Linked DNA regions of Homo sapiens: region 1 is linked to region 2. The links are chromatin contacts, found by Hi-C or POLR2A ChIA-PET in ENCODE. All regions are on one chromosome and are shown on one strand. The core of a region is the stretch at or near the end of the contact, and the rest is flanking DNA. Distances in the headings are between cores, read along the strand shown.

What was found. Hi-C counts contacts between places; a loop is a spot of excess contacts on that map. ChIA-PET counts read pairs that join two places held with the same protein, here RNA polymerase II (POLR2A). Pooled maps may share reads with other maps.
Region 1: a map with no recorded cell type shows a loop between it and region 2 (5-fold over the local background). The contact joins two enhancer-like sites. A Hi-C loop is called at or near these places in 3 of 37 single-sample maps with no recorded cell type and 3 of 50 pooled maps. POLR2A ChIA-PET finds 5 or more read pairs at or near these places in 2 of 52 experiments (OCI-LY7 and activated CD4-positive, alpha-beta T cell).

Annotation. Positions count from the first base shown.
Region 1 is chr7:129,166,552-129,171,506 of GRCh38, forward strand. TSPAN33 (tetraspanin 33) reads left to right here. Exons shown (of 8, transcript NM_178562.5): 6 at 227-355; 7 at 848-1,009; 8 at 1,222-3,148. The coding sequence ends at 1,323. Among named protein-coding and RNA genes, the nearest start is that of SMO, 20 kb to the right of the region's middle. RefSeq lists a silencer at 2,636-2,855 and enhancers at 3,226-3,275, 3,345-4,214. Within about 2 kb of position 2,765, at least 13 of the 41 ENCODE cell types and tissues checked have a DNase peak (open chromatin) inside an H3K27ac peak, as active enhancers do.
Region 2 is chr7:129,008,076-129,013,162 of GRCh38, forward strand. All of the region lies in intron 4 of TNPO3 (transportin 3), which reads right to left. Among named protein-coding and RNA genes, the nearest start is that of TNPO3, 44 kb to the right of the region's middle. Within about 2 kb of position 1,461, at least 3 of the 41 ENCODE cell types and tissues checked have a DNase peak (open chromatin) inside an H3K27ac peak, as active enhancers do.

The DNA.
Region 1 (4,955 bases), core at 1,515-4,014, 160 kb after region 2:
TGGTAAGTTATAACAAGATATACGAAGTAATAGAAATTAAGAAGTGAGAATATCTTCAGGCGAAGGCAACTGGGAAGCTGGAGCTCAAAGTTTAAGGCTGTGTTAAAACACAACCTAAAGTTCCCAGTAGAAGCTTGCTATAGACTTTTGGTGGCTCTGAGAATTCCCCTGGTCACCTCAGTGTGAGGGGTGGGTGATTCTTAACCTCTGGTGGGTTTTGTTGCAGTTTAGCTGCTGTGGAGGGATTTCCTACAAGGACTGGTCTCAGAACATGTATTTCAACTGCTCAGAAGACAACCCCAGTCGAGAGCGCTGCTCTGTGCCTTACTCCTGTTGCTTGCCTACTCCTGACCAGGTGAGCCAGCATCCTGCCTCATTTCCTCCTAGGCAGCGAGCTGAGTCACTTTCTGATGGGGGCAGCTGCTACTGGGGATCCCCATCCCCTAGCTTCACCGATCAGTCATGTGGGACAGCTGTCAGGTGTTTTTCTTCACCCCAACCTGATGCTTCTATTAACCTCATACTCATGTAGTCCACATGGAGTTCAGAAGGGACAGATTTAAGTTTTAAGTTCAGATTCAGTACCTGTGCAGGTTTGTTATATAAGTAAACTTGTGTCTTAGGGGTTTGTTGTACAGATTATTCCACCACCCAGAGCAAAGAGACCTGGATCCTGACCTCTCAGAGGAAGGGAAGTCTGCATTTGGCAACTTCCAACCCAATATCCTCCACATATATTCTCTGACAATTTAGGAGTTTGGGAAGGGTGGGAAGCCCATCAGCTAAGGCCCCAAACAAAAAGTTATTGGAATTACAGTCCCAATTGGCTTTTCAACTCTTTCCCCAGGCAGTGATCAACACTATGTGTGGCCAAGGTATGCAGGCCTTTGACTACTTGGAAGCTAGCAAAGTCATCTACACCAATGGCTGTATTGACAAGTTGGTCAACTGGATACACAGCAACCTATTCTTACTTGGTGGTGTGGCTCTAGGCCTGGCCATCCCCCAGGTAACTTACCCTGTGAGACTTGTTGGTCCCACACACTCTGTAAAGACTCCTTTGTTTTGGGGAAGGCACCTGGGGATCAGCGAGGGTGTCAGGCACTGACATGGCTGAGGGGTAGGGAAAGGGATAGTGCTGGCCGCACTGGGAAGATCGAGCCAGGGAAAACAAGGCCATCACTCACTGCTGAGTGCCCAATTCCTTCTTGCCTCTCCCAGCTGGTGGGAATTCTGCTGTCCCAGATCCTAGTGAATCAGATCAAAGATCAGATCAAGCTACAGCTCTACAACCAGCAGCACCGGGCTGACCCATGGTACTGAGAATCCATCCTGCACCTCCTCACCATGGAAACTGGCAAGCCTCATAAACGAACAGCAGTGGGTGCTGAAAGCAGCACCAAATGGAGATTTGGATTCCAGCCCCCCAGTGACAGCCCAGTGGGAAGAAGCAAACTCCAGATGGGCAGAAGGCAGGGTGCACAGGTGGCTCCAGTCTCAGGAGGATGCGCCTCCTCTCCCCCATCCCAGCCCTCAGCATTGTGCCAGAGTGATACCCTTAAGTGTTTGGGTTTATGTTTTCAGTTTTGTTTGGGAAACAGCAGTTGCACAGAGAGTTGGGGGTACTGCTGCTGCCTTTTCACCGAGGCACTGCCACCACCAGCTCTAGCAGGGATGCTCCTGAGCTTGGCGGACATACTTAGATCCTAACGTGCCAGTGAGACCTGGCTGTGGAGAGTAGCACTGGCAGCCCTGCCTGGACTCCACTTGGCATGATACCAGCTCCAGAAGGGAAGGGAGTGGAGCAGGCAGTGAGGAGAGAGCCTGGGGGTCGGCTGGGGACAGCCGTATGTGCTAGGTAGGAGTGGAGGGAGATATGTTTACCAAATGCCTGTCCTGCCATCCTCCCAGGTAGTCAGAGTGAGCTACATCCTGCCCCGCCTTCATTTCCATGGAAACATGGCAGCTAGGACACGGGGTACAACAGCAGCCAAATTCTTCCCCACCTCCCTTACTTCGAAAAAAAGTTTGGAACCCTGGTCCCTATACTCTGCAGTCAGAAGTGGGACTGAGCCATACATGCCCTTGAATTCCTCCCTGTCTGGCCCTCCCTCTCCAGCAAGCAGGGTTTTCTTTAACTTGGCAGTGTGCAGAGGAGAAGTGGTAACACCCCCACCCCATTCCCCTGCATCGGAGCTCAGTATTCCTACAGGGTAAGAGGTAGGAATCTTGCTGGGACGAGGGGAGCCAGAAGTGGCAATAAAAGCGTGTTGACCTGGGCTACGCGGGACTCCATGAATTTTCCATTCTGGCAACTGGAAGGGGAGGTGTAGAAGGGCCCTGCAGAGGACGGCACTGGAGACTCTCCTAAACGCCACACACCTCCCCCTTGCTGCCCGCCACACGCGCGTCTCCTTCAACCGATGCATTGCCACCCTCCCACAGCCTCGCCCTCTGCTCTAAATTAGGTCGAAAGAGTCCCAGTTCCAATCTAGGAACAGCATAATTTTGTTCCAAAACCTGATCTGTGTTTTTCTAATTAAAATTAATTTGTCACCCAAAACAGGAGGGGGATGGGGAGGAGGGACATGAGCACTCCGCTGGGGCCGGGACGGGGAATGAGGAGGAAGAAGGCCCTCTCTTCCCCTACCCGGGCCCTCCAGGACCTTCTCCCTGAGTCGGCTGTAGGGAGGACTCCGAGGAAGCTCGGCGCGGTGCGCTGGGCCTCCTGGCGCCGGGAGGAGCGCGCGAGGCAGGCGGGGCGGGCGCGTCCGGGGCGGGGCGCTGGACTTCGTGGGTGGTCCCCGCCCCCGCGGCGGCCTAGGCCCGCGCCTGCGTCCCCCAACCCGGAGGAGATGGGGGGCTGTGCTAGCTGCTTGCCCAGCGAGTGTTCCCGGAGTCTCCTCGCCGCACCCCGCTATCGGGCGCTCAGACCAGGGGCTCGGCCTGGCGGGAAATAGCCTCGACCGAACTGCTGCGGGGACAAAGAGCCGCGAGTTCGCTCCCTGCCCCCAGTGTCTCCTAAGCGAGCCTTCTGCTCCTAGGAAGGCGCCTTTCCAGCAGCCGCTGGGACCCTGGCCAGTGTTTAGCTCCCAACTAGTAACAGACGGAAAGAAAAAATAAAATTATCCAGAATCTAGAATAAAAAGTAAGGGCCTTTTATTCTGGGAGAGGACAGTTAAAAAGCGCGCTTTCTTGCTAACTTGCCTTTCTTGGTTAGTGCCAGAGACGTGCACTTTATAAACTTATTTAAGTGACACGGACCCAGAAGTCGATGTCTTGGGTTAGAGGTTGGAGTGATGCGCCCTCTGGGTTCAGCGGCTTTGAGGAGCTCACCCTGCAGCGGGCTCCGTTTGGGGCCCCTTGGAGGAAGTAAGACCAGGAACCGTGATCCTCAGAATGATTATTCAAATCTGGATTTTCAAAACTAAGAACTACACTTTCACCATCGCCTCTACTGTCTCTCAGTATCTAGCCTCCTGGGTCTGGACTAAAAGGCTGGGAACTTCTGCCCATGCCCCAGACTTTATAACGCACAGAGCAAATGTTCAGTATAGTGCAGTTCAGGGTTCCTAGCTAGATTGCAAATTGCCAATGTCTCTGATTCTCAGTCTGTAGCTTTCTTTCTCTTCGGCCTGATGCTGGGGAAGAAAATACGCGAAGTTTTATATTTCATGTTTGCTCCTTGAATTTCTACCTATTTCTAGTAACCCTCCTCCCAAACACACACTGTTACCAGACACACACTGTTACCGGGAGTCCTTCCCAAGAGAGGGTTCTTGGATCTGACACAAGAAAGAATTCAGGGCAAGTCCATAAAGTGAAAGCAAGTTTATTAGAAAAGTAAAGGAATAAAGAATGGCTACTCCATAGACAGAGCAGCCCCAAGGGCTGCTGGTTGCCCATTGTTAGGGTTATTTCTTGATGATATGCTAAACAAGGGGTGGATTATTCATGCCTCACCTTTTTAGACCATGTAAGGTAACTTCCTGACGTTGCCATGGCATTTGTAAACTGTCGTGGTGCTGATGGGAGCGTAGCAGTGAGGACGACCAGAGGTCACTCTCGTCAACATTTTGGTTGTGGTGGGTTTTGGCCGGCTTCTTTACCGCAATCTGTTTTATCAGCAAGGTATTTCTGACCTGTATCTTGTGCCGACCTCCTATCTCATCCTGTGACTTAGAATGCCTTAATCTGCTGGGAATGCAGCCCAGTAGGTCTCAGCCTTATTTTACCCAGCGCCTATTGAAGATGGAGTTGCTCTGGTTCAAATGCTTCTGACACCACTACTTTAGAATAGCTAATCAAATGTAGGCCGCAAAGGTGGTTGAATGAAAGGAGATTCTTGGGGACAGCAGAAATCAGGCTTGGTACACAGAGGTGGAGAGAAAGGCCTGAAGGATGGTGAAAACCTGCCAGGGTGGCATGCCAAGAAAGGCACCACTAAGTTCTGCGGGCCTTAAGCCCTGCAGTTAAACAAAGACTTGTGCCCAGAAGAGCAAATTTTGCAGAATGTTCAGTGAAATTCTGATTTCCTCCTATCAGGTTTTTATTGCTACTGTTACAAATTACCAGACATTTAGTAGTTTAAAGCAACACAAATTTATCTTACATTCTGGAAGTAAGAAGTCCAAAATGGGTCTCACTGAGCTAAGATCAAGGTGTGAGCAGGGCTGTATTCCTTCTTGGGGGCTTCAGGGGAGAATCCATCTTTCCTGCTCCCAGAGGCCGCGTGCATACCTTTGGGTGGTCCCTTTCTCCAACTTCTGTCATCACATCTCCTTTTTCTCTGACTCTCCTACTGCCCCCTGACAGGACCCCTGTGATTGTATTGGCCCATCTAGATTATCCAGGATGCCCTTCCCCCATGAAGATCATGAATCTCGCCACGTCTACAAAGTCCCTTTTAGTATGTAAGGAAAGAGATGCATCGGTTCTAGGGATTAGGGCATGGA
Region 2 (5,087 bases), core at 211-2,710:
GATGCAGAGGTTGCAGTGAGCTGAGATTGCGCCATGGTACTCCAGCCTGGGCGACAGAGCAAGACTCTGTCTAAAAAAAAAAGAAGGAAGAATGGCAGGAAAGGAAAGAACTAAGAGCCCTTGCTTTAGAGGGGAAAGTATTTGTAAAAAGTCATCAGAGCCTGCGTGCAGTGGCTCACACCTGTAATCCCAGCACTTTGGGAGGCTGAGGTGGGAGGATCGCTTGAGCCCAGGAGTTCTAGACTAATCTGAGCAACAAAGTTAAGACCCTGTCTCTACAAAAAAATTAAAAAATAAAACAACACTTTAAAAGTCACCAGAAAACACACTAGATGAGATAAGAAAATGTCACAAATATGGTTCTGGCCCCATTAAGTTCTTCTAGATATTTTTTACTCAAGACTTTCTTTGTTCCCCTGAAACTCAGAAAGAAAATATTCAGGGATGCCAGGCACTAAAATGGCCAGAATTTTTAGAAAAGACTATGACACTAATATATGCAATATATTTAAATATGTAATACGTAAACTAATAAATGCACAGGAGCACTTAATTTAATACGGTTCAAGGCTGAAAGTAGCAAAATGAACGGAGTAACTAAGTTCCCTTAACATGAACTGGAGCCACTGAGAGATTTCTCTTTAAGAGCTGATACTCATTCTCTCTCCCCCTCAACCTGTCTCAAACTCTCAATTGAATCTTTGATGCTGTTGATATAAACTCATTACATAATCACTTGGCCTTTAGACTTCCTGAATGATATTTCAATTTTAATAAGACATGATGTGTACAAGTGGAAGGATTTGCTTGTACATTCTAACTATTGACTCAAACTGAAAGACCAAATTCTGAAAAAAACCTGTTTCTAAAACTAATCTCTTTGAAAAGATGAAATTCTGCAAATTAAATCAAACATACATTCTAAAACATCAGAACTAACAGTTATCTTCTGTTCCTCTTTGAGAGCTATGCTATGTTAAAAATCTGCCTCTTAAAGTCCTCAAAAGCTTCAAGATAAATGCCACAGAGTCCAGAAGAGCTCACCAGTAAAAAGATAGCAGGGATAAATAAGAATTGAGATCTTAGATTAACAAAATAGAAAGTGAAGAGACAAAAATGTTAGAAGCACAGGTTCAGTTTAGCTATGAGAGCAAGCAGAAACACGTTTAAAACTTCAAAAAGTTCAACACCATGTTTAGGAATGGGTCCATTAGGACAGACCACAAAAGTATAATACTAACAAGAAATAGGACAGAATGTAATCATTAAAGGAGAGTGTGCAGGAAACTAAATGAGAAAAGGTCTTAAGAGGGGTTTGGAACCTGGCATTACAGCCACATGCCTATTTTTTTCTTGGCCATTTTGGACTAATTTCATCCCCTGGGTTCTATAACATGACAAGCTACATGACAAAATTAGAGACATTTTTAAGCACCACAGGAAATATATTTTTCAGACTGCATCACAGTTCCTCAAAATATCACCTGTGATTGATTGTCATGATGTGCTAAGTCAGGCACGTGCCTTGAATGCCCAAGTGGCTGCTGTAGTTGACTGCTGTGGCAGTAACCATGACACAAAATACATGTGGATGGGATTATTTTAAATTCACAAGTGCTTACAAAAAGAAAATGACAAATTCAAGTCCATTAACTCTCACCTCAGGCCACAGTCTGAGCACCACAGCTTTCACGCCCAGTCTAAAAGCAGCTCTTACTTTTTGTAGCTACAAAGTTAGTACTGCTGAAACTCGTATACCAAACTTAGTTGTGTGACTTGCTGAATTACAAACAACAGGTGAATTTACAGTCCCTCCACACTTCTCATGTGAAAGTTAGGAAACTGACTGGTAAAGAATGGGATTCTGAAACTTGGAAAGGAGACACCTGGTTGGACCTAAATGAACATGAGTCCATCATACTTCAAAAAGACAAAGCCAGAAAAAAAAAAATTCAAGGCAGCTTTAAAATAAATCCTCATTTTGAAAAGAATTAAGATTTATCCTACCTTTCTAGTAGGAGCTCATAAGAATGCCAACTTATATGTACAAGAAATAACAGAAATAGTCAAATATCATTTTGCAACCCATGATGAAATTATTATTATTTTTAGAGACAGTCTTGTTCTGTTGCCCAGACTGGAGTGCACTGGCACAATCGTGGCTCACTGCCACCTTGAACTCCTGGGGTCAAGTGATCCTTCCTGCCTCAGCCTCTTGAGTAGCTGGGACTACAGGTGCATGCCAACATGCTTGGTTAATGTATTATTTTTTTTTTGAGACAGGCTCTTGCTATGTTGCCCAGGCTGGTCTTGAATGCCTGACATCAAGCAACCGTCCCACCTCAGCCTTCCAACGTGCTGGAATTATAAGCATAAACCACATTGCCTGGCCCATAATGAAATTATTGATTAAGGTAGGGATTATCTACTGGAATGTAAAACAATTAGGCTAAAGTCTGATAGGGAATTGAACATTCATAAACTAACAAGCTACCATCACACAAACTACATTATATTACAAAGGAGGAAAGTGAACTTTAAAAATGGAAGGAACAGACTTTCATCTTAATCCAGTGGTCAACCCTAGCATCACTAATAGAAGGTCAACTGAACGCTGTATATATACTAAGACATAGCATCAAGTACCTATGATATATTCTAGCCCAAAATATTTAACTTTAAAAAACTAATCCTCTAAGCCTCTCAGTTTTTCTCAATCAGGATTCTAGGAAAGAATTATATCCTATAGGTTGGGTGTGGTGGTTCACGTTTGTAATCTCATCATTAAGGGAGGCCAAGGAGAGAGGATCACTTGAGACCAGGTTTGAGACCATAGAGAAGCTCTATATCTACAAAAAAAAAAAATTGTATAGAATTAAGCCCTTCAGAAAATTATCTGAGTGCCCATCTTCTTAATTATCCTAAGGGCGGTATATAGCTAGAACCATTATTAATGTAGAGGAAAGAATTCATTACATATAACGAATAGCTTTAGGCTTAATTCTCTTGAGGAACCCCTACTGAGAAGGGCTGTTTTAGATACAACTTCCAATTAGAGGAAATACAGAGAAAAGAAAAACATGCTAAAGGAAACGAAGGAGAGGCAATCAGAAAATCATAAAGGTAAGATAATTCTATAAAATGACTGGTACAATCTCTTCAACAAGTCATGTTATTTTAAACAAGGAACAGAATGTGGGACTGTGACTAAGAACCTGATACAAGGCATAGTTACAGATTGGATATTCTTTGTAAAAAGTATCTTTTTTTGTTTTTTCTTTTTGTTGAGATGGAGTCTCACTCTGTCGCTCAGGCTGGAGTGCAGTGGTGCCATCTCGGCCCACTGCAACCTCTGCCTCCCGGGTTCAAGCAATTCTCCTGCCTTGGCCTCCCGAGTAGCTGGGACTACAGCTGCATGCCACCACGCCCAGCTAATTTTTGTGTTTTTAGTAGAGACGGGGTTTCACCATGTTGGCCAGGATGGTCTCGAGCTCCTGACCTTGTGATCTGCCAGCCTTGGCCTCCCAAAGTGCTGGGATTACAGGCATGAGCCACCACGCCCAGCCTGTAAAGAATATCTTAGGACCAACTGGTGAAATGTGAATATGGTCTGGGTTTATCAGATGATATGAAAACTTACTAACTTGAAAAGGTAAGCAGATGACTGAAAAAGCAAGATGCAGAAGAATAAGTAAAGTATAACTTCATTTGGGCTTAAAAAATCTGTATATATATCCATAAATATGTTCATAGAGGATATGTATTAAAGGGTTAACTGTATGATCTCCAGATGGTTTGAGTGAAATTTGCTGTACATATTTTCTAATTTTCCATAAAACTATTTCTTTAAAATAAATGGCTAAGTGAAAAACATATATTTAACTTAAAAGAATTATTTTTCAATGAATTTCTTTTTTCTTTTTCTTTCTTTTTTTTTTTTTTTTTTTTGAGATGGAGTCTCCCTCTGTTGCCCAGACTGGAGTGCAGTGGTGCAATCTTGGCTCACTGCAACCTCCGCCTCCCAGGTTCAAGAGATTCTCCTGCCTCAGCCTCCCGACTAGCTGGGACTACAGGAGTGCACCACCATACCTGGCTAATTTTTGTATTTTTAGTACAGACAGGGTTTCACTATGTTGGCCAGGCTGGTCTCAAACTCCTGACCTCAAGTAATCCACCCGCCTCAGCCTCCCAAAGTGCTGGGATTACAGGGGTGAGCCACTGCACCCAGCCCTCCAATGAATTTCTAATACAAAACTGAACACAATTTTTAATAGAATTTTAATTTTTTTTCAAACTAAAAGATCTATGAACTTGCTATACTGAAACACATCTCTGAAAAATAATTTACTACAGGTTAAGTATCCCTAATCCAAAACTCCAAAATGCTCCAAAATCCAAAACTTTTTGAGTGCCAACATAACGCTCAAAGGGAATGCTCACTGGAGCATTTCAGATTAGGAATGCTGAACCACAAAGTATAATGCAAATATTCCAAAATTTTAAAAACTCAGAAATCCTAAATACTACTTTTTTTACCCTACCCTAAACCCTTCTGGTCCCAAGCCTTTCAGTAAGGGATATTCAACCTGTATCCACATTATTGAGAAAATTAAGCTGGACTATAAAGACTTAAAAATGAGATATGGGCTAATCAATTTATTAGCATCTACTTTAGGAACCAGTAAACATTTTCTATAAAGAACCAGATAAACCGTCTACACTTTGCAAGCCATATGGTCTCTGAAAAATACTCAATTATGCTGATGTAGACCAAAATAATGGACAAAATATAACCAAATGGGCATAACTGTGTTCCAACAAAGCTTTATTTACAAAAAGAGGCAGCCAACCCATAAACTATAGATTTACACACTCCTGCTCTAGAGTATTAAAAATGTCAACTAACTGAAAGGAGCTTAATCACATCTAATTTTTTAAAAAATGTGTATTAGCTCATCCATAATGCGATACTCCTCAAAGGTCAAGTAAAATCTTCTATCACCTTTCAGTTCATCTTTAAGAGACAATCCTTTCTTTTATCTCTCATAATATACAAAAATCAAATCAAAATGGATTAAAGACTTAAA